Regions from separate parts of the Mus musculus genome. Here all the other regions are linked to region 3. Evidence: chromatin loops called from intact Hi-C (ENCODE). Cell type or tissue: heart. All regions are shown on one strand. Each heading gives the region's core, and the rest is flanking DNA. Links, peaks and the distances in the headings are about the cores only.

Region 1 (5,734 bases), core at 452-5,451, 180 kb before region 3:
ATCCTCATGGTCAGAATCTTCTACCCTTCAGGAATGCTTGTGGCATTAATCCTGTTGCTGCCATTATATTAATTTTCTTTTTAAAAGGAGATTATATTTATTTTTATGTATTGCATGCATGCATTGCCCACAGAGGCCAGAAGGGGGCATCAGACTTCTCGAACCTCGAGTTACAGATAGACAGGAGCCACCATGTGGGCGCTGGGAACTGAAGCCACAGCCCCTGCAAGACCAGCAAGTGTTCTTAACCACTGAACCACCCTTCCAGCTTTCCGTACTTTTTAATAGTAACATCAGCATAAGGAAACCCTTTTCTTACTAAACCTTTACAGAACGCGCTGACAGTTTGGTGTGGTATCTTTTGGCTCTTCCCTGTACCCTCAATAAGAACGAGTAATAAAAACCATGTTTTATTGCTTCCTCTACATTTTGCTACTGTTTTTAAGGTTACACTTTTATATTCTCAGAATGTATCATGTTGATGGAATTTTTCGACACCATCCCCATGTAATCAGTCACATGTCTGTCACGTGAGCTGTCCTCACCCTCACCTTGGCAGATAGGGGCGGATAGGGGCAGATGGGGCAGATAGGGGCAGATAGGGGCAGATAGGGGCAGATAGGGGCAGATAGGTGTGAGAGTCGGAGTGCATGTGCCATCTCCCCTGTACCTTCGGGACACATGTGCCATCTCCTCTGCGCATTCAGGACACATGTTGACACTTCTGCTTGGCCCACTTGTTTGTGTCGTCCTTAGGAAATCCTATGTGCCTAGTTTCCCTTTGAAACTATTTTACGTGTATGAGTGTTTTCCCTGCATGTATGTGTGTGTGCCAAGTGTGTGCCTGACACCTGCAGAAGCGCAGAGGGTATCAGATCCCCTGGGGCTGGAGTTTGAGAGGGTTGTAAGCTGGGAATATAACCCAAGTCTCTGGAAGAGCAGCCAGTTCTCTCAACTGCTGAGCCGCCTCTCCACAGCCTGAGTTTCTTACCCGAATAAGAATTTGAACATTCTTTCTATATGTTGTGGTGCATACTAGAGTATATTTCAGATGTGTACATTGCTAATCAGTTTCCTAAGGCACACAGTGGGCTTTTTCTGTGCATTGATTTGCATCTCTTTTATGTAAGGGAATAGTATTCCTAGATCTATTTTTTTTTCTTGGTGTTCTCCACTTATTCTTAACTTATGCCTTCTTTGCCTGTCCTGTGTTTCAGCAGCCTGTTTCCTGTCACTTTATGATTCTCTCTGACTATCTCTCAAAAATGTTCTGTAGTACAATTTAATCGGAGCCCATCTGGTTTGAACATCCTGTAGTTTGTGCTTTATTTCCAGGGAAGTTTTGATCATTTTATTCAATATTTTCCCCAAAATATATCAACCCCAGTCCCATTTCTTCCTTATCAAAATCCCTTTCATTCTTACTTTTAAATATATGATTCTAGTTGTTGATTGGGCTAGGTGAGGGCTGGGTGGGGGGAGGCATTGTTTGGTAATTTCCCCCGAGGAGTGTACCCTTATGAACTATGAGGTGGTATGGAGTGGGTGGAGCCAGCAAGCCCTGCTCCAGAGCTGGAGAGTAACTGCACAGAGCAGGAAGTACCTACTGAGAGCAGGAAGTACTTATGGAGAGCAGGAAGTACCTACTGAGGGCAGGAAGTACTTATGGAGAGCAGGAAGTACCTATTGAGGGCAGGAAGTACCTACTGAGAGCATGAAATGCCCTGAATCTTAGCTGAAAGGCCAAGGAGTAGATTTTGTTGCTTTTGATAAACTTCAAATCTGTGCTTTATAATATTTAACTCCATTTGGGATATTATGTTATATCTTACTTCATCTTGACTTGACTTCTGGGTGCAGAGTTTTCACCAGGCAAAATGTTACCCTTGTGTTTTTTCTCTACTTCTTATTGCAGCAGCTTCCGACAGAGCTAGTCTTGAGATTTCCCTCCACCTCCCACCCCCGACCCCACCCCCACCACTCCTACGTGTTTTGCAGGGTGTTTCAAGACTGCCCCCTTTCGTTAGTGTATTGAAGTGCAATTTGTTCAGTGGCAGTAGAGTGGGGCAGGGACTCAGTGTGCCCCCTACCCTTTATGGCTACATCCCTAAGCTGAGGGGACGTAGCTTTTCTCAATTAATTTTCTTCTCTCTAAAGCAATGATGCTCTCCCATGTGGTGGGAAATAATAAAAAATGCACCATCCCGCGCTATCACTGGCTACTCTTGGGCTACTCTCAGTCCCTGGCAACCCCACTGCCTCCATGGCTAGCCCCAAGCAGAGACCGCCCATCTCCCGAGGTTCTCATGATGCAGATTCCCAGGTCACATTCCCAGCCATCCACACCCTGTGGTCAGTGGTCCCAAATCCCAGTTCCCAGTAAAATCAAAACTCTAGAGGCTTATAATTTATAAGTCAGATTTATATCAGTAAATTCTCACCCTACAAAACGCCCACACTGGGGGCTGGAGAGATGGCTCAGCGGTTAAGTGTACCAACTGCTCTTCTGAAGGTCAAATCCCAGCAACCATATGATGGCTCACAACCATCCGTAATGAGATCTGATGCCCTCTTCTGGTGTGTCTGAAGACAGAACTCAGAGCCAATTGATATTGATGTAAACTGCCCACCTAGATAGGACAAATTGTCCTATGATTATCCATCCCTTATAAGGTATTCATAGCTACCCGTGGCTATTTAAAGCCCCACGGAATTTGGATCGTCTTTTTCTTCTTCCACTTTCCTTCCTCTTCCTCTCCTCCTTCCTGTCTTTCTCTTCCTCCATTTTCCTCCCCTTTTCTCTCCTCTCTCCTGTCCCTCCCTCTCTCTAACTCTTAGCCCTGCCTCCCTTTTCCCTGTCCAATCACAGGCTTCTTGATGTATTAATGTTTAAATTAATTGGGGGAAACTCTGCTATACTCCTGTCGCCAAGCCCAGCCCTGCCGTTGTTCAAATAACAAAACCGAAACAGTAAGCTGAGACTTAGGTTCGTGATTTTATTCAGTATTGGATTTCCTCTCTCTGAATGATTCTGATTGTTTTTGTTGCTCCCACCCTTAGTCCCACAGACAAGCGTTTGTTTTTTTGAGACAAGGTCTTGCTATGTAGCCCAGAGGGTCCTTGAACTCCAGACCCCAGTGCCAGGGTTACAGGCATGTGCCACCAAGCCTGGCTTTCCAGGAACTTCCTTGGGAATCCCTGCTACTGCCCTCTGCGATCCCAGGAATGTAGTTGTGCGGGCACTCGGTACTTAAATCTTACATGTAATTTGAAATTTATAGTCATATATGAATCCTACCAACCCTGAAGGCATGAGTCACGTGCGGTTGTGTGCCTTGTTGGTCTCGGTTTTGTTTTACTAAGATGCGAGGAGAGGTTTGGATTTAAGAGGCCACCATGACCTTCCAGACTTATTGCTGTTTAAACAGTGCAAACACTGGCTTTCAAAAAAAAGTTTGTCATTTCAGCAAATGCTTTGAAAATTGCTTGGAATAATATATTCAGTGCCGATGAGGCCAGGGTGTGGGGATCATACTCTCATGCATTATGCTCAGTGGCCCGCAGGCCCCCTGGTGGGGCATTTGGAGAACTTCTCTTTGATGGTGAGAAGCTGACCTCTCCAGGAGGGGAGGCCTTTCTGCTCCTACAGCCCCCAAAGCCTGGCTGTGTGGATGTGGCCTTTGCAGCGTGGTTTGAAGGCTCCGTTGTTGGCATTCTGTTAAGTATTTGGTAATTTTTTAAGTGTAAAAAAATTTCTCGGGTAGAGCCCCCTTCTGCTCTCCCTATGTGGGTGAGGAACTTTGGTTCTGGGTACCAACAAGGATGTCACAGATGGCAGGAGGTGGCCTTCCTCATGGCCGCTGCACATTTATTACTTCTTGGTGATGCTGTCCCCACTGGTAATGTCCATAGGCTCTTATCACTCCATTTCTTATAAATACTTTTATATTAAAAGAATGTTTTAAAGTCAGAGGTGTAAGTAAAGATTTTTTTAACATAAACATTTTATTTAAAAAAAAATAACAACAACCCACATATGTGAGTACTGTACCTCACCGACATTTCTCCTTCTTAACTCTTCCCATGCCCTCTCTCAAATTATTGACATCTTCATTACTGTTGTATAGGTGTGAGCACACACACACACACACACACACACACACACACACACACCATCACCACCACCACCACCACCATCATCATCTCAAGGTGTTGTAAAATGATCTTGGGGTGGAAATCAGGGGATCAGGGGCTGTGCTCTGAGCTGAAGCTGGGCAGTGGGTACCTGGGACCTTGATATGCTTGCCTCTCTGTGTTTGAAATCTTGCACAATGAGAGTAAGCAGCACGGAATCCCTGTCGGACCACAGTGACTAGCAGATACCTAGGCTCCCCTCTCGGCCTCACTCCTACCCTGGTCACCCTCTCCTCAGGTTTGATCTTAGAGACAGAGGGCACCTCCCCCAGGATAAGTAGAGGCTTGAGTGTAGAAAGCATGGGACGCCATCGGCAGGGCCATCTAGCAAGCATGGCAAGCTGCAGGTTGGCTGCAGGAGCGAATTGGGCCCTGTGGGCACAGTGAGGTGGTAAGCCCATTCCAGACTCTATGGTTGGGATGGGTGACTACTCCAGTCTCGGTCTCCTGCCTATGCCTTGCTGGCACTTGTGGCTAGGAGGCAGGATCACCAACCATGGGACTCTCACTCCTGCAGGCCCCCCTGGAGGGCAGACCAGAGGGCAGGGCTGGGATTAGTGGTAGAGAACAGGTCTTCACATTCCTGGCTTTTTAACCTCTCTGGGCCATACTACCTGCTGGCCTACCTATAGTCTCCACTCGTGGATGCCCTGTGGGTCTACCAATGCTGGCACAAGACAACTTGTTCTCTTGAGGCTGGGGTGTCACCAGTGGTGGACATGCTATAATTTCTTTGACTGTTCAATGTGTCCTTCATGGCTCGGTCATGGAAACCTGATGAGGGTGACAGGGATTGAAGAAGGCCAGACACACTGACACAGACACACTGACACAAATACAGAAAAGCTGCGATCAGGTGTGAGTGTGTGTGTGTGTGTATTCTATCTGTCTAGCCCTAGGTTTTGGCAGTCTGCACTGGTAGGAAGACAGCTGGGTGGGAAAGGCAGCAAGGACTGGCTTAGGCATGTTGTAGGTTAGGGTTCCAGCCTTGCTGCCATCTTGCTGTGTGACCACGGACAAGGAACTTGCCCTTTCTGAGCCTCAATTTCTCTGCAAACACATGACTACTGCTGCCCACGGGGATGCTGGGAATGTGCCGGGGAGGGAGGGTTTACCCTATGGTAGGAAACACTGCCTGTGCACTCTGGCCGTCATTTGGTGAGGAAAGGTGCATCGTAATGAGATGCAGGAGGCAGCACTGGTCCCTCTAAGAGCAGACAGCATGATCTTCCCCTCTTTTATACCACAACCTTCTCCCTGAGTCTATTAAAGCCGGACATTCAGCAAGAAGCAAACCATCTTCCTGGAACGGCCCCTGGGTCCTGCCCCACAGACATGCTCAGGCCCAGCTCTCCAGATGCAACAGGGCTGCCAGATAGGAAGGACATGCCGGGGCTGGACTTTGGAGCAGTCTTCCCCAAGAGGCTGATTCACTACGGGGTTTTGAAAGTCCAGGGAGATTCTTGTGGGGTGAACTTTTCCACTCTTGGGAATGGTTGGAGCCTGGCATCTGACTCTCTTCCTCTGACTTTGGATTGAA
Region 2 (5,734 bases), core at 391-5,390, 62 kb before region 3:
GAGCACATTGGACTCAAAGCGGGCACCAGCTGCCAGGGGAGACCCAAGTGCTTCCTGTGTCTAGGACAGTGTTCCTCAAGTGCTGTTTATAAAATAAACACCTTCAATCTGACTGAAACCTCACACGTGGGGACACATTTAGAAAGGGTACCCCTTAACGTGTGTCTGTGGACACGCCCCTGACATGGGGAAAGCTGGGTGGGCACAGAGCCTGTAACTGACACCTCGGGGAACCCAGTCTGCAACAAAGCCGCACCTCACCTCACCTCACCAGGCAGAGAAAGAAATGTGTGGCTGCTGAGCCAGTTTCCAAACCAGAAGTGCCCGAGGGGGCCGCTGCGGGAAGCACAGGGCTGACGGCCAGCTGTACCTCTCCAGTTCACAACCCAGGGATGAAGGTCCTGGGAAGGTCAGGACGGCTGGAAGCGTGACATGAATGCAGCCTGCGTAGCTGTCAGAGGATCAAGCTGTCTGCGCGGCCGGCTGAGCATGCACACACACACTCGGCAGCACCCAGCTCGCATTACCTACTTCACCACCGGTGTAGAAGTCAGTGTTTGTCGGGTGAACGACAGCATCACTGTCGATCGAGGCAATGTCAGCCTGAACAACTTGCAACTATAACAGGTAAACAGATGTACATCAACTGTGTTGGACCGAGACCCACACACAGGCACATTTACTAAGGCCCCAGTGGCAGGGCTGGCCTACCTGGTCGATTCCAACATATGAGCCCAGGGGGCAATCAGTCCACGCAGTGTGCGCACGTGTGGGTGGGGGTGAGGACGGGAGGAGGAATATCAAATGTGACATGTTTAAATTAAACATTGGAAGGACAAGTCCAAAAAAAAAAAAAAGAAAGAAAGAAAGAAAAGAAAACAGAAAAAGAGAAACACACATATGAGATCATTTCCGAAGATTAAAAGAAATAAAACAACGAATGCCCCCGCTTCACCCTGCAGAAGCCTGAACAACACTGGCACCCCACGCATGGGGAGGCTACAAAAACATGGCATCTGCTTTGAAAAGAACGTGGACTGTCAGGCCAACCGCAACAATGAGTTTCTCCATTCGTCTGCAGCAGCCAACGTGGAGGCTTTGGTTTCTATTGCTTTTTGTTTCCCTTCAAATGACAGCCGAGGAACCAGCATAGGGCGTATCAGTTCTGCGAGTGGGTGGAAGGGTTTCTCCAGGCTTTTCTCTTTTCTACACTTTGGACAGAGCTGCTGCCATTTATAGCCTCTGCCCTTTTGCTTTACGGACGGCCACTGGTTAAAGCAGGCGGGAAACAAATCCCAACCGGGTACTTCTGAGCTCCGGTCTGTTTCTGGCACGCTGCTGTGGCCTGTCTGTGTGGGTGGGAGTGGGCTCCTGGAGGGGAGCCCCGTCGTAGTTAGGACAAGAGCGGCTGCAGTCCAGGGCAGAAGGCATGCAGAATATACCGTGGTCTGGGTTTAAGACCCTGCCCCCAGAGGCATACGGCAAGCCTGTGTGCTCTGGCAAGGCTGTGTCCCACCACATGGTTAGGGAAGGCTGATGGACAGGAGCTGGTCCATGATCAATGATGTCCAGCTCCGTGCTCTGAAACCTAGCTCGCCTCCCTCCATACACATGGAGTGCCGTTCTAACCAAAGGGTGAATGGAGAAACTGTTGTTTTGTTGTTACCTGACTTTTTCAGCTTAAAAAGAAATAAAGGAAAAGGAAAAGAAAAAAAAAAAACCACACATACACATTTTAAAATCCCCCCCCCCAAGAAACCAGCAGTCAGTCTGATCATTATGGAAGAGAATTTAGATGGTGACGTGTCTGCAATGCAGGGGAAGGGGTCAATCACATTGATGAGATGTAAGCGACCGTCTCCATTTGGAGTGGTCTAGAGTGAGTCAATGCTCAGGGTCTACAATCAAATGTCAACCGAGGACTGGAGGTCTGCCTTGACCACGCCTGAGTCTAGGCAGACAGAGAGCCTAAATTCTGGGTTCCACAAATTCTCATCTGACAGCTGGTGGTGCCAAACCCCATCCCCAATTACCTAGGTCATCTTTAAGGTCAATGTCAGCATTGGTAGGATTGATTATGGCCTCCACCTCAAAGCCGGCTAAATTACTGATTTCACTGTGAATAAGGTTCAGCTGAAAAGAGAAGCATGAGGTGGGAAATAACAGGAGAGCCGGCAAGGTGCAGAGGGCAGGGCGTGGGCGGGGTGTGGGCAAGGGCGAGGCGGCGGGCACTCGCAGTGCACAGGGCACAGAGGAGAGAAGGAAGAGAGAAACCGGGAGCCGCCGGCTAGTGTGGGTCTACTTCAAACAGAAGACTCCCGTGCCATGGGGCGCTGAGGGGAAGCGAGCTAGGTGGGCGCTCGGAACCCGCAGATGCTGCTTAGGGTGAAAGGGCACAAGCCACCCTGGCCTGGAATAGAAAGATGGTGGTTCTCCTTTAGAGGAACTTCATAGTGACAGGACCCAGAAGCAAGATGCTCAGGGGTGCGGGTGAGGGGGGCCCTAGGGCAATAGAGGAGAAATGCTAGCTGGCTATGTGGACACCTGCAAGGTGCCATTGTTCTGCGAGTGTGTAGCTCTTGGAGACTATTCTCACTGGTGACCCTCCCTGTTACCATCTTGGTCAGGAGTAACAAAGAGTGAGAACTACCTGTTCCTGGAACACTTGACTTTATACGCCTGCTACTCGCATGATGCTGGAGTTCTGGTGATACCCGGGAAGACACCCAAGCAGGAAGACTCCCTCAGTAGCCTGTAGTGATGTAGCCTATAGCCTGTAGATGGCTGGCTTGCAAATACCTTGAGTTGTGTCTGCCCAATCAACTGGGTCTTTCTGAAGGGTCACTAGCCTTTCTCCACCTGTTGCTCTGTTGCCCTGGCAAGCCTTGGTTACTAATGAGGAGCAGCAGGTGCTGGCTTCTGCTGCCCTGGCCCTGCCGCACTCCCTCCTTTTCTTTTGGTTCAGGTGTGGCTAGACTTGCACCTTCACAATCTCTGTCTGGTCAAGGTGCTCCTTCTTCAGTGACATCAATAGTGCCCTAAGCAGCCCACAGACCTAGGCCTGAGCCTGCAGGGGGCAGCACGGCTGAGTCCTTGTTCTGGCCTGGGGTAGAGTGGTGGAATACAGGACAGCTCCTGGCAACTAAGCCCCAAGGGGCTGAACTTCTGGAGCCATTTTGGGATAAAGAAAAAAACTGGTAAATTATATGCAAGGGAAATGCACCCCCAAACTTCTGGTCCTAAAAAGCTGCTAGATCTTCAGAGTCTAAAGGTACTTTAGACTAAGAGTCCTTCCTTGGGAGAAAGCAATGGTAGAAATGAATGTGGTCATTTGGCCAATGAAAGATTCAAAGACAGAATAAAGGCCAGAATTCTGCGCATGGGCTTCCTCCTCTTAGCGCCCGGTGGTGATTAGGGGTCTCTCACAAGCCTAACAGGCTTCTGCATCTAGCTGCCTCCCCATCAGGGGCTCCTGACCCAAGAGGCAGGGGCACTGGAGAGCACAGGCCCTGGCTGTGCCTTCCTGCTGGGAGGAGGTGAGGGCAGGGTGGGCTCCCAAGGACCAGAAAAACAAACAAGAAACTCACACTCTGTGAAAAGGCAAGAGGTTGGTGAGGGAGGGAGGGAGGGAGGCAGAGGAGGAAGTGGAAAAGAGAGCCTCTGGTGGTGCAACATGGGCGAGCACTCATCTAAGTGTCTACAGGATGAGATGCTGAAAAGTCATGCAGGGTCAACCCTTCAAACTCTTTCTCACTGTACGGGCACGTCTGGGAAATGTATTCTCCAGCTGATTCCACCAGCCAGGAGGCATCCTCCGACCCTCGGTGGCCTGCGACACCTCGGTCCAGGGGAGTGGGCTCTAGGGAAACTGGAATGCCCTGCCTTTGCTGGACAGAGGCAGGAAGCAGCTGCAGACAGAGCTCGGCTACTTGGAGAACTCTTAGTCCTTCCTGGCCTTCCCGTCATTCCTTCTGGCCACCAGTGGCGAGCATTCTTAGATGCAAGGACCACAGCATCTCAGGAGGCCTGCTGCTTAGCACTGGTACTAGTTCAGCCAATGGAGGGCTGTCAGTCTCTCTCACCACCATGTAAGCATGAGGCTAATATTGGATTGTCCATCATGCTTGTACACCAATGTTGAGAACATGGCACTGGGTTGGCTATAAGTCTGTGCTGCTCTTATAGAATATACACAAGTATGAAAAGATTGAGAATCCTCTGGTCTACAGAGTGTGTGACAGCGACTAGTGGGGAGAGGACTGGGCCAGTCTTTGTAAAGAAGAATGGATAGCTAACTTGGCTAGGGCACGCTGAACCAATGGCAAAGGTCAGTAGTGAGGTAGAAAAAGACCATGGGCAAGAGAAGAAAACCCCTGACTACAGGGCACACGGGCTACATGGGCACAGCCTTCGAAAGGACCAATCTAGTAATCCACAAGTGAACCGCGAGGTTCTGGGCCAAAACAGAAGTCGGTTGGTGTCGGTCACCTCTTAGCCAAAGAGCATTCAACCACACACAGTGTATGGCAGAGGAAAGGGACGTGAATCACAAATCAGACGGCCAGAAATTGTGAAAATTCCCAATAGTCTGATTTTCTGGGAAGGAGAAAGATCTTTAGTGGTTTCAATGTTTGAGTAAAGTGATTACATCTTTGTCATCTTGTGGGAAGATTAAAACCTTCAGTTTTATACCACAGCATGGGAACTTTAGTGCAGCTGTGAGTCCTGTTGGCTGCTGCAGGAACACACCACTGGGGCATTGCCAATAAGAGAGCAAGAGTGTGTCCCTTTGGCGACAGCTGGAAGAAAGGGACTTATCCCAGAAAACTGCAAGGTCCTTCCCCTGCCAGCAACCTATCACCCTGATCTCACCCCTGTGGTGGCCTGTCTCTGACACCTGCTATATACTCAGGCCACCTAGGTTGGTCACGTCCTATTTAGCAATGAACATCAAACACCATTAGATGCAACTCTTGAGCTGCAGGGAACATCTTCTCTCTCTTAGAGTGGGACTAAAGGAGACAGATGCCAGGTTCAGTAACTGGGTCTTGGCCAAGCTAGCATTCCAGCAGCGTGACGCGGGTCCAGCCTTACTGGGGTGGGGGAGGGGGAGAGTGTCTGGAACTATGGCAAGAGGAAAGTGGCCTGGTTCTACTACCTTGACCTGACACTGTTGGCTAAAGGAAATAGTACAATCCCCTTTAAAATCGGGCTAGAAATTAAATTTTAAGACATGTGAGTGAGTATTGAAGATTTTCTTAATGGCATATTGGGCCTAACTGTCAAACTCTGGTGCCATTCATGACAACGAAGAGGGATGCCTGTGCTGGTCTCACTTTCCTGTGTTACCTACATCAAGTGGATTATTTTCCTGGCCTCAAAGTCCACTTCCCTGCTAAAGGGAATGGGGAAGGGAGTTGCCTTCAGCAGAGCTCTTCCTAGACACCTCATGAGGTCCATCTTTCCCAGGAGCCACAGCAGGCCACTCCTGTCTTCACATCTGTGCTAGGCTGTGCCTATGCCACATGTTCCTAGTGTAATTTTTCCCAGAGCCTTTGGCCATCATATGGTAAGCTTCTGGGCAAACAGTGCCTTAGAAAGACAAGGCTAACCAGAAGCCGCCCGAGGCCAGGATGGCGCCACATAGTATGACTGCATTCCCTGTGCTAGTTCAGAAGCTGGGCAGCACTTTGCATGGACGGATGGGGTTGCTAGTTCCCTCTCTTTTGCCAAC
Region 3 (5,734 bases), core at 256-5,255:
GCTTCTCCATGTAAATTTTAGAATCAGCTTGTTGACACACTCAAAATAACTTGCTGAAAATGTAATCTGAATGACGATTCTCCTTCCTTTTTAAATTCCCGGGAAGATTTGATATTATATCAGTTGTACTAGATTCATTCTTGATATATAAACTTGACAGAAATTAACGGAGCTGTCTGGAGTTTTCCTTGGTGGAAAGATTTTGAATTACAAGATCCATTTCTTGAGTAAAGTATTATTTAAATGATCTAGTCTTAGTTTATTTAAGTTATCTTATTAAAATTATCTATTCTTAGTCAGTCTCGATACTTACTTTACCAAGAATTAATTCCTTTCAGTTGAATTTTTCAGTCACCCAAATTAAATGACTGAGATTATATGCTTTCCTGTTTTTATCTAGTGCCTCTTTTAATTTTTTTTTTCTTTTTCTTTCTGGAGATAGTGGTTCTGCAGCCCAGGCTGGCCTGAGCTAGAGTTGGTTGTGAGCAGTCATGTGGGTTCTCTGCAAGAACAGCAAGTGTTTTTAACAGCTCCCCAGCCTCCAACTCTAGGTTATTATTTGTAAAGCACATATTTGACGTTTGGCACATCAGAATTTTGGTGCTTTTTTCTGGCTTACTTCTAACACACACTAATAACAGGTGATCATAAGCACAGAAAACTGTTGAAGTTCTTTTGGGCTCAGCATATGGCTCTCCTCTGTTAAAATGTTCATATCCACTTGGCAATAATTTGAATTTTATTATCACTAGGGACATGTTTTATATATCAATTAAGCCAGGTCTATTCGTTATAGTTTTCAGATTTTCAATGTCCTGGCTGATTTCTTGTCAGGTCTGGAGTGAGATGTGTGGAAGTCTTGTATTCCAAGTCTTGATTGGTCCATCTGTCTTAATTCTGTCTGTTGTGACTGCATCTTTTGATGCATTAGATACATTTATGTATGTGTCTGCATGTGCTTACATACACATATAACATGATTTGCATATGAACACATTAAACCTATATTGTGAGCTATGGACAGGCTAGGACTGTGAATTTATTAGGAAATGAATTGTTCTACACCATTACGAAATGGTCACTTTTCTTCTTTAAAATGTATCTTAAAATCTATTTATCTAATATTAGAATTTTTACATCTCCTTTGTTTAGACTTTTAGATTGCATCTCCCCCATCCCCACCCCTAATTTTCTATGCTCCTAAAAAGATTCTGGGACAACATGGAAAGTCAAGAGTTAACTCTGTAGAGTCAACGTTCTCCAAAGGGAATTACTGGTAATTATCCCCAGCCTCCAGGCCTGAAAAAGACTGTTCAGTCTCAGCCCCTCTCTCATGTATGCTCCCACTTCTCTTCCTTGTCTCTTTTCTCCTTGTAGCTTCCTTGAGGTCATATCTCCTGATTCAGGTCTGCTTGTAAGTGTCTGTCTTGGTCTATCTTTAGGAAACCTGACCTAAAATCCTCTCTTTCTGGAGCTGTGGATATGAGACCCCAATTGAAAACCCAAGCTGCGTATTGAATACTCTTTTGGCTGGGGTGCTCATCAAAAGTTCTGCTAAGCCGCTGGGCTATACACTGAACTCGGGAGTTCCCATCTCTCTTTCATCTTGCTCTACAAATCTTCAGTTGCTCTTTGGTGCTGTTAAACAGGCTGAGCTTTTTGTAGGTATTTTTAGCAAGGGCTCGTTATGGGGGTGAGGGGAAGCAAGCTCCCATTCCAGGAAGCAGAACTCGCAGCCTTCGGTTTTACTAGGAAACCACAGAGTGATGTGGAAGAAACTGTTTTCTTGCAGGTCCGTGGCTCTGCACGACATGTGTGCTCTCTTCCCCCACCCTGACCCCGTGTTTTCATTTTCCAACAGCTACGTGTTTAGAAGTTTTGGTAGCAGGTAGCATAGTTATTACATAACCCCTGCAGCTAAATCTTCCAGCTACTGAGTTTTTATACGTGCAGAAAAACATACAGGTAGGGTAGCCCTTGGAACAACGATGGTGCGCGCGCGCGTGCGTGTGTGTGTGTGTGTGGGGGGGGGGTGTGGGGGTGTGTGTGTGTGTGTGTGTGTAAGTGGGAGCCAGGTGTCAAAGAAGCCTTCTTAGCTGTCCCCTCCCCATTTATCCAAGAACTCTCTGGCCACCGCACTGGAATACCTGCCAGAGGGGTCCCACCCTTTCTGCAGTTACTGTCTACTTCAGTTACGTGGTATCGCCCCCTGGTGGTTAAGAACGGTCAAGCCCTTTATTAAGCGGCTCCAGAATGCCGCTGGTCTAAGTGAGCTCTCTGTCTGCAATGGGAAGACAGAATTTTTAAGAGATGCAAAGACATAAGACAGGATATTCAGCTCTTAATATAACAATGAATTTCTCCCTCTGGATTCACAGCTTTGGTCACCTGAGAGCTAGACAGTGACCAGTTCTTTTGTGAATTCTTTGTTTTTGGTTTTTGTTTTGTTTTGTTTTGGTTTTTGGTTGGTTGGTTTTTGTTTTGCTTTAAAAGTCTGGGGCAGAGAGATGACTCAGTGGTTAAGAGCACTTGCTGCCTTTGAAGGAGACCTGAGTTTGGTTCCCATTGCCCACCTGACAGCTCACCACCTTCTAAAACCCCAGTTCCAGGGTATATAAAGCTGTCCTCTGGCCTTGGGGGACACCAGGCACACATATGGTGCATATGCATGAAAGACCTTCATACACATAAGAAATAAAGATAAATCTTTTTTTTAAGTCAATAGGTTGCAGGTTGAGAGGTCACTATGTTTTCTGGGAGACTTAAAATTTTGTGGGGTCTGTCTCTAAATAGACAGTGCAAGTGGGTTAGCGCATAGGATGTGTGTGCCTCATAGTGGAAGAGCTTATGTGTGATGGGGTAGGCTTTGTTGCTGTGCACCTCACACCTTACTCCTTGCTGGTCCATTTGTCTCTTTGTTTCTGGTCAGGTAACACCCCCAAATGGCTCTCCTCCAGATGGTTGCTTTGAGCCCAGGTTCTTTTCAGTCTATGGCTTTGTGCTTCTCTAGCACATAAAAGAGCTTTCCCAGGATGTTAGAGAAGGTAACTGGGGCTGTGCAAGACAGTGGTATGAGCCAGACTTGGAATTCACACTCACCACTGGTGACCTCTTTGAGCATTCTATTGGCGAGGATTCACTGTATGGCTGCACCTGCCCACAAGGGAGGCTGGGAAATGTAGTTTAACTGATCTCTCTGGAAGAAGAGATAAACTATATAGCCAGATCTCTCTCTTAGATCTCTCCCCCCCCCACTTCCAGGGAGGGACAGAGGGAGCTGGAGGGAGAGGGGGGAGGGAGGGAGAGGGGGGAGGGAGGGAGGGAGGGAGGGAGGGAGAGAGAGAGAGAGAGAGAGAGAGAGAGAGAGAGAGAGAGAGAAAGGCAATGAATGTAAGTTTCTGCCAAGGCCTCTCACCGTGTTTACTTAGGCCGAGTTGGTAGCTGTACTGGGCGTGACTGGTTTTCAGCTTCTTCATCGAAAAGGAAGAGGGTTTTCAAACACAACTGTGGTTAATTTCCTGGTCCTAGCAGACAACATGGCTTCTAAGTAAACTTAAATTAAAACCTGAGATAATATAAAAATGTAGAAATGTCGAGCCTGCGCTCTGAGAACTTTCACAGTGTCAGTCTGGTCAACACTGCTTAGCTCAAGAAATAGAGCATTATTCAGGTTCACAAGCTGCCACGGGTGCTGTGGAGGAGTTCTGGTGGTGGTGGTGTTTGTTGTTGTGGTAGTGGTGGTATATGTGTTTGTGTGTGTGACAGCCACAGAACTGTTGATCATTTGTGCTGTGGGTCTCTCTCTCTCTCTCTCTCTCAAATTTTTATCATGTTTTCCCCACCCGGACTCCTCCCAGACCCTTTCCACCTCCCTATACCCTCGGCTTTATGATTTCCCCTTTCAAAAAAACCAAACAAACATAACCAAAACAAACAGAAACAAAAAGACAAAAAGAAACAGACAGCACACATAACACACACACACACACACACACACACACACACACACACACACGAGTCCTGGAGTTCATTTTTTTGTGTTGGCTAACTATGGGTGGGCAGAGGGCCTACCCTGAAGTGTGGCTGACAGACTGAGACTCCATTGGGGGCCAAACCAAAACCAAACCAACCAACCAACCAACCAACCAAAACCCCAGATTTTTCCTTTGCCAACGGGTATCGGTTGTAGAAAGCTTCCTGGTAAGGGTTGGGGCTCCTTGTTCCTTCCCCGCTCTCCATGCTGGAACCCTGTTTGGCTTGAGTGTGTTCAGGTCTTGTGTGCTGCCATGGTCCCCGTGGGTTTATATGTGCATCAGTCCTGCTGCATCTGAAAGACACTGTTTCTCTGGAGTCACCTATCCCCTCTGGCTTTTACAATCTTTCTGTCCCCTCTGCTGCAGAGATCCATGAGCCCTGAGGAAGGCTTTGAGGAAGACATCCCACTTCGGTCTGAGCATTCCAAAGTCCCTTATGCTCAGCACATCGTCCAGCTGTGGTCTGTGTTAATCCCTATCCACTGCAAGAAGAAACCTGTCTGCTGAGGGCAGGGTGAGCATTGTACTCAAAGCTGAAGAGGATGGCGAGTGAGGCCAGGGTTTCTCTGTATAGCCCTGGCTGTCCCGGAACTCACTCTGTAGACCAGGCTGGCCTCGAACTCAGAAATTCGCCTGCCTCTGCCTCCCAAGTGCTGGGATTAAAGGCATGCGCCACCACTGCCCGGCAGTAAATTCCTCTTAATGACCTTTCTTGTGTGATTTTTGGAAGGCAGGCCGGATACAGTAAGTCTTTCTTCTAGAGAGTTTGGCTTCAATGAAGCCAAACCAAGATGGCTACCAGCTTCAAGAGTGACAGAGCTGATTGTGGCTGTAGTCCTGGTGCCAGCTATAGCAGCTGCTTGCTGTCCTCAGTTGAGATCTATAACTCACATGTTCTTGAATATAAGGATTGTGACATCATAACATTCTGCATATTCTTCTCCAGTCCTTACCACAACTTACTAGTCTTTGATTTCCCTATAGGAAAATCTTTTGTAGGACATACTCAAATGGCTTCTGGGTTTTTGTATTTGATACAAATGACAAGGGATGATAATACTACTAGTATTTGGGGAGCACAAAGATTTGTCAAGCTACAGAATAAAAATACCCTTTGCAGAAAAGCACTCAGTCAGTAACTGTCACTAACAGTTACAATAAGGCTATTTGTGTGCCTTGCTACCCACTCGTGTTAACAGGACTTTCCCCCACGTTCATTTGTTTCTGCAGGCAGTTAGGAGGTATCTACCACGAGAAGAAAATTAGCCCTTGGCTAGCGCTGTTTTCTCCTTATGCTCTTGCCAACAGTTCATGTTGCTTTAAGAGATTAGGCTTTTTTATGGCTTGCTCATTGCCCTGCTGTCTGCAGGGAAGTTATGTCCTGCCTGGCTTGGCATGTCCTGCTTGACGGAGACCAGGCCTGCTGTAGGGCTGAAAGCAAGAGGGTTATTTGATCTCTCCACCATGGCTCTTACAGGTCCCATGGAGAAGGTTCTTACCCACAGAGCTCTGCTGGACTACTTGCCCCAATGTAGCCAAAGATCAGCAATTAGGCCAGAGCCAGGAGGGTTTCTCTGGCTGCATTTGGCAGTTGGCAGAGGGCAGCCTCTGTGAGAACTCCAGGATCAGGTCTCGATGCCTCTACATCTTTCTCAGATGAGCAACTGCGCAGCGACTTCTTGGCCAGGCTGATTAAAGTT
Region 4 (5,734 bases), core at 433-5,432, 80 kb before region 3:
GAAAAGCCCAAGAAAAGATGGCCTCTCCCCTTGCCATTGAATGTGTCTCTTTCTTCTCATTGAGGGATGGGCGCCAGGCTCTCCCCTGCCTCAGAACCTTCAGGCAAATCGCCCGCCGCCCCCCCTCCAGCCTCCCCCTCATCCCTGCAAGGAGGCCCCAAAGCCAGCTTCTAAGATAAAGTTCGACATTGGTGCCTTGGGGAAAATTAAACATCATGGTTGCTAATGAGACTACAGGCCAGGCTTTGCCCTCAGGACCACAGGGTGATCACCAAGCAGCCCAAATGACAAACAAGAAATGGACAAGCTTGCTGGGGCCTCACCTTTTGAGGAAGGCTGAGCAGACAGCCTAGAAGCCCTGGGAGCCAGCGCTGTCAGCTTTGGGTGAAGTGGGAGATTGTTGCTCATGGAATTCTACACACACACACACAAACACAAACACACACACACACCCGCTTTAGCATATAAGCTAATCTGTCTGTCAGGGCTGGCTGCAATATGCACCTGACCCTGAATGGAAAATAAGTTTGTCAAATGCTGGGGGTGGGGTGCAGAAGGCGGGAAGGGGTGGCCGTCATGAGTGGGGGTAGGGGCGAGGCCTGGGTCATCAGCAGAAGGGCCCAGGGTGCCCCCAGCCTGGAGTCGAGGGGGCTCTCTGTCCATGCTCCATTTGTCACCCACCTTGTCTAAGAAGATCCCGACCTTCCCTACCAAGTCTAGCGCTAGGTTACATGTTCTAAGAAGCCCTCTAGAGCCTCCCACACCAGGAAGCAAACTCACTTCTGCAAGCCATTGCTGGACAGAGGCACTGCCTGGCCTGTCTATGTGACAAGCCAACCATCAGAGGCCTCTGTCACGGGAAACATTTGTAAAATTCATGTCAAGCTTGCCCAGACACACATTTCTAACATGTGGGTGTGTTGTTGCCTGCCTGCATTTGTGTCTGCATCATGTGTGTGTGTGTGGTACCCAGAGAGGCCAGGAGGGTGTTGGATCCCCTGGAACTGGAGTTACGGACAGTTAAGCTACCATATTGGGTACTGGGAATGAAACCTGGGTCTTCTGGAAGAATCTCTCTTAGTCAATGAACACCTCTCCAGTTCCTTCAGTATATACATTTTGATTCTTTCATACACTGAGTTGTTTATGGTCCCCAGGCTGATCACCCAGGCCCTGCCAGTGGACAGACAAGGGCGGTGCAAAATACTGGACTGATACCAAAGGGAAGTACATCCTGGGAAAGCTCTGGTTGTACAGTCATGTGGAGCTGGGTTCGAATCCTAGCTCCCCTTAGAGCCATGTGGTCTTGTAGGAGTGTGCGTCAACTGTTTCCCTACATGTAAAGACCGTTACCATCCTCCTAGGCTTGCCATGAGAAGCAGGGGGAAGGATGTGGGTGTGTGTGTGTGTGAGGGGGATACTTGCAGCTGCTGTTGCTAACTCAGTCCCAGTTGGAGCTGTGGTCTCTGTGACATCCCAAAGGCCATTTGAAGGCTCATGGAAGAAGCTATTAAGAAAACCATGGACTTACTCAGGGTGGAGCCCTGCTGCTCAGAGCACGGGTTGCTCTTCAGAAACAGGTCAGGGGAGGAGAGGAGATGGCTTGGCACTTGCTGCGGAAATGTCAGGACTCGAGTTCAAACTCTTAGCATCCACAAAAAAAAATTAAATGGAAAAAAAAAAAAAGAAAAAGAAAAAAAAAAGGGCAGGTGTGGCTTCATGAGGCTATGCCATTAGCCCTGTGGCAGGGCAGACAGATCATGCTGGCTTGTTGGCAGCCGGCCTAGCTCCAGGGCTAGAGGCTGTCGTTCCATAGATCAGGGCACACATGTGCACGTATACCACGCTCATACCAAACAAACAAACAAACAAACGAGAAAGTGTTTCCTAAGTGTCTGGGGCCACTGTAGAATCCAAGGGTATGCGGCCTTGGATTCTGGATAGAGATGGGGACTCTGTTCTGTGGTATTTGCTGTCACTAACCCAGCAGCTTGTGGCTGCGGGAGGACACTGGCATGTGTCCCCTCACAGCACTTGGTGTGGACGTTTTACTAACTCAAGCGTGGTCTTCCGAGTGGAGACATACGCATGCTTTGAGAGGTTCCCTGCAGGTGCAATCCTAGCAACCACCGTGCACTGGATGGTCAACGTTTAGAACCATTTAGGTGATTTTTGGAAACCGCAAGAATTGCAACAAATTCTTTTGTGCTGTTGCCAAGAAAGAGCAGAAACTGGCTGCCCCTTTTTCCCCAGTCCCTTCCCAATCCTTTGGGCGACATCTAGTGGAGGGTCTTCAAAAACTCTACCAGTTGCTTGACTGGAATTGTTTCAAAGGTGGAGGAACACAAGTCATTTAAACCTGGACTCCTCCTACACACTTAATAGGTGCCTTGGGATGTCTCATTCTCCGAGTTAGAACTGCCACCAAGGCCAGGTGGGCTGTCAGAGTGATCAGTGACAGGGTCTGTCCACAGGTGGCAGCATCTTGTCACTAGACAGCTGGCTCACAGCTAACAATGGGCCCTGCTTTTTTATGTGATGGAAAGGAAGCACGTGCATCGTTGCCTATGAAGTACTCACTACTGTGCCTGGCACACAGCACATGTCCAAACCACCAGCAAACAGTAGTGTCTACTCTGCCCTTGTGTGTGTGTGTGTGTTGGGGGGGGGGGGGGAATGCTACATGTGAGAGCCGTGCTCTAGGGTATTGGGTACACTCCTTAGGAAAGTCTGAGCCCTGTTTTAAGGTGCGCCCTCTTGGAGGAATCAATGCCAAATGAAGCCCCTAGGAGGCAATTTAAACCTAGCGCTGCTCTGGTTAAGAAAGGGTTCTGGAGCCAGAAGCTAGGAAAGTGTCACTCAGGTCTGAGTTGGAGGTGGTTGTGGCTACTGCTAAGACTGAGTCCTGACCTGGCCGGACTTCGTCAGACTTCCTGTGGAAAGGAAATCTGTTTGTTTTTTGAGACACGGTTTGTGTGGCCCTGGCTGGCTTTTATATCACAGGGCTCCACCAGCCCTTGCCTCCAAGTTTCGATTAAAGGCATGTACCACCAGAGCTGGCATAGAAGAGATGCTGTACATAGGTCCATGCTCTGGAGTGCGCTTCGTCCTCCTCCCTGGTTCTACCTACCCTTCTAGACAGACACCTGCCAAGGACATACGAGAAGGCTTCTGTGCTTTCAGGCAAATCTAGATGATTATCACGAGTGCCCTTGACCTCGGCAGTGACAGAGTATCTTTGGGGACCCTCTTGCTAGGGACCTTACTGTAGGGGGGGGGGGGCTAGCAAATGCAGACAAGCAGAGGGTTCATGGCCTGAGTTTTATCTGTAGAACCAGTCACAAGTTAGAGACAGATGGGGCCAGGAGGGATCTGGCCCAGAGCCCAAGACCTTGATCTCTGCATCAGACTCAGTGTGGCTTTGGGTACCTGCTCTGTGAGATGGAACTGACACCCCAACCACACTCGGGAGAACTGAAGCTTCCAACATGAATTTCCTACACACCCCTAGGGCCAGCAGATGTCTGACCAAATTGCCGAGGTACAGGGTCTATCCGGGAGCTTCCTGGGTGTAAGCTGCCTGTACCTGTGTCCTAGGACACAGTAACACAAAACACGGCCAGTCGTAACAGTTTAACATTTTACTAAATCAATTCACACAAATTTCAGATTGCAAATATAATACGGACAACAGATCCAGTTGTCTTTTTAACATTTTTCATTTTCAAATCTATCGTTAAGACAAAAAAAGTAAACAAAAGTTAGGAGGTCTGTTGCAAATTTTAAGATTTCTCTTCTGAGAGGGGGGAAAACCGTTATAGTAAAAAGAATGCCACTGGGTGTACGGTAAAGCAGCGCAACGCACATTACAAACGGGGCTTCCTGCTGCTGCCACTCAGGGGAGGGACCGCTGCTCCGCTGCTCTGTGTTAATCAGGACTTCATTAGAGTGAAACTATAAAATCCTCTAGGTTGACTAAGTCAGACACGGTCTGGAAAGCAGTGCTTAACAAGGACGATGCCGGCTATCAGTGCTAACAGAAAACATTGTAGAAGGCCAAAAAAAAAAAAACCAATCAAACCGGAAACCAAAACCTTATTTTCCCTAGGTGAGCGGGACTGAGGAGGACAGGAGTCCCAGGCGAGGGGATTTTTTTTTCTCTCTTTTTTTTTTCTTTCTTTCCAGTTGGAGGTGGGGGACACCGCATGTGCTGGCTCTAGGGATCACTGGCCTAGTTGGCGTCCAGCTTGGCCATTTCCTGCACATAGATACCTATGCTCTCACTGTCAAAAAGCATGAAGTACACAGTTTTGATGGAGGAGGACATCGTGGAGACAAAGTAGCTGGAGATGGCCTTCAGAATGAGCTGGGCCGCTGTCTGCTTCGGGAACCCGTTCCTGTAGGAGAGAGCATAGTGGTCAGCACTCGGGGCGTCTATGGTGAGAGCCCACCTCAGGCCTCCCCTGCGGGGTCCTCACACTGGGCTCACATGGGCATGAAGAAAGTCCGCGCGGGGTTAAGTTGTATTAGAGAACTGCCGTGTGCTGTTGGCACTTGGGAACTGAACTCTACAATGTGACCTTCCTTATCCCAGGTCTCCTCGCCTCCTTGTCCTGAGGCAGACTGGCTCTGACACGAGGGGAAGGAGCAGCCAGCCAGCAAGGTTCCTGCTATTCTGCAGTATAAAAATGTCTGCTGTGAGGACGAGAAGCCAAGCTCATGCCTGGGCGATGCTCAGAACTCGGTGCTACAGCCGCACTGCTTGGTGGGCTCCCTCAGCAGGTCACTGCTGACTGCTTTGAGTTCTACGAGTCCGTTTGCATTTGCTCATGCATGCTCTCTCTCTCCATTAGGCTTCTAGAGTTTGTTTCTGCTGGATGTTGTCAGCGTAACACAACCTGGTCTCTCTGCCGCTTGCTGTGCTCTTATCTGCTTACTGCATGCCTAACAAACTCAACTCATTCTAAACCAAAAGTACGGCCACTGTAGATCATCCAGACAGAACCAAGATGGGGGACAGGCAGTACCCAGGCCATCTGTGAACATGGGTCCAGAGACCCGTCTCTAAACTGCATCAGCTGGTGTCACAGCAAAGGGCAGGGAAGCCGCTGTGGTGCAGAGCAGAGTTCTGGGGCATGTATGGATAACCTTGACTTCGGGTTATCACTGAAGTCTCCGAGTCAGTATCCTGCCACTGATGTGTGACAATCAATGTCACAAGGGGCCCAGAATGTGAACTCATGACCTGGGAGGGAGCTCAGCACGGATGGGTCCGTGTGTGCCCGAGCCAGCTCCTGGTTCAATGCTGCACGCGCACTTACAGGAAGGAAGCTATGCTCGGAGCACCTTTCAGAGCTATGCCTCTGCTCACTCACTGCAGTCTGAGGTCCTTCGCCTGCCTGCCATTCTGGCTGGTCTTCTATGGGATGACAATGTGGTCACAGCACCCCCGGTTTTCTGCACTGTGCCCGTGACACGGACCCACCCGGGGAGCCACGTTCTCCACAGCTGCCGGTGCTCAAGGCGTCACATGGCCACAGAAGAAAAGCTCACGTGACCCTGCTTTCACCTGGGAGACCCGGGACCAGGGCAGTCCTACGTGCTTCGGGAACACTGAGCATTCTTAGAGGGCCACCGTGGGGGTGTGATACAGGCTCAGGACCCCTCTACACACAGCTCTGCTTGGAGTTCCAGACAGTCTGGTTGACTTCCCAGAATGGGACTGGTGACATCT

What was found. Hi-C counts contacts between places; a loop is a spot of excess contacts. Peaks named below come from ENCODE experiments on the same cell type or tissue, not always from the same donor. Only the 100,000 strongest peaks of a DNase experiment are listed, where the experiment ranks them.
Region 1: a loop joins it to region 3, with 5 times the contacts of the local background. A loop is called at or near these places in 3 of 42 quality-filtered maps.
Region 2: a loop joins it to region 3, with 2.8 times the contacts of the local background. A loop is called at or near these places in 8 of 42 quality-filtered maps.
Region 4: a loop joins it to region 3, with 3 times the contacts of the local background. A loop is called at or near these places in 4 of 42 quality-filtered maps.

Annotation. Positions count from the first base shown.
Region 1 is chr13:55,970,750-55,976,483 of GRCm38, forward strand. No RefSeq gene overlaps it. Among named protein-coding and RNA genes, the nearest start is that of Gm31542, 64 kb to the left of the region's middle. In heart, for the core only: a CTCF peak has its summit at 3,575; no DNase peak of the experiment used is centred there; H3K27ac peaks cover 267 bases.
Region 2 is chr13:56,087,725-56,093,458 of GRCm38, forward strand. Macroh2a1 (macroH2A.1 histone) reads right to left here. Exons shown (of 9, transcript NM_001159513.1): 6 at 2,034-2,133. Among named protein-coding and RNA genes, the nearest start is that of Gm31485, 31 kb to the right of the region's middle. In heart, for the core only: a CTCF peak has its summit at 3,071 (motif pointing right); a DNase peak (open chromatin) is centred at 5,047; H3K27ac peaks cover 1,235 bases.
Region 3 is chr13:56,149,832-56,155,565 of GRCm38, forward strand. No RefSeq gene overlaps it. Among named protein-coding and RNA genes, the nearest start is that of Gm31657, 14 kb to the right of the region's middle. In heart, for the core only: a CTCF peak has its summit at 2,231 (motif pointing left); DNase peaks (open chromatin) are centred at 1,760 and 2,180; H3K4me3 peaks cover 442 bases; H3K27ac peaks cover 1,352 bases.
Region 4 is chr13:56,069,996-56,075,729 of GRCm38, forward strand. It overlaps Macroh2a1 (macroH2A.1 histone), which reads right to left. Exons shown (of 9, transcript NM_001159513.1): 9 at 3,627-4,397. The coding sequence ends at 4,232. Among named protein-coding and RNA genes, the nearest start is that of Gm31485, 48 kb to the right of the region's middle. In heart, for the core only: a CTCF peak has its summit at 2,458; no DNase peak of the experiment used is centred there.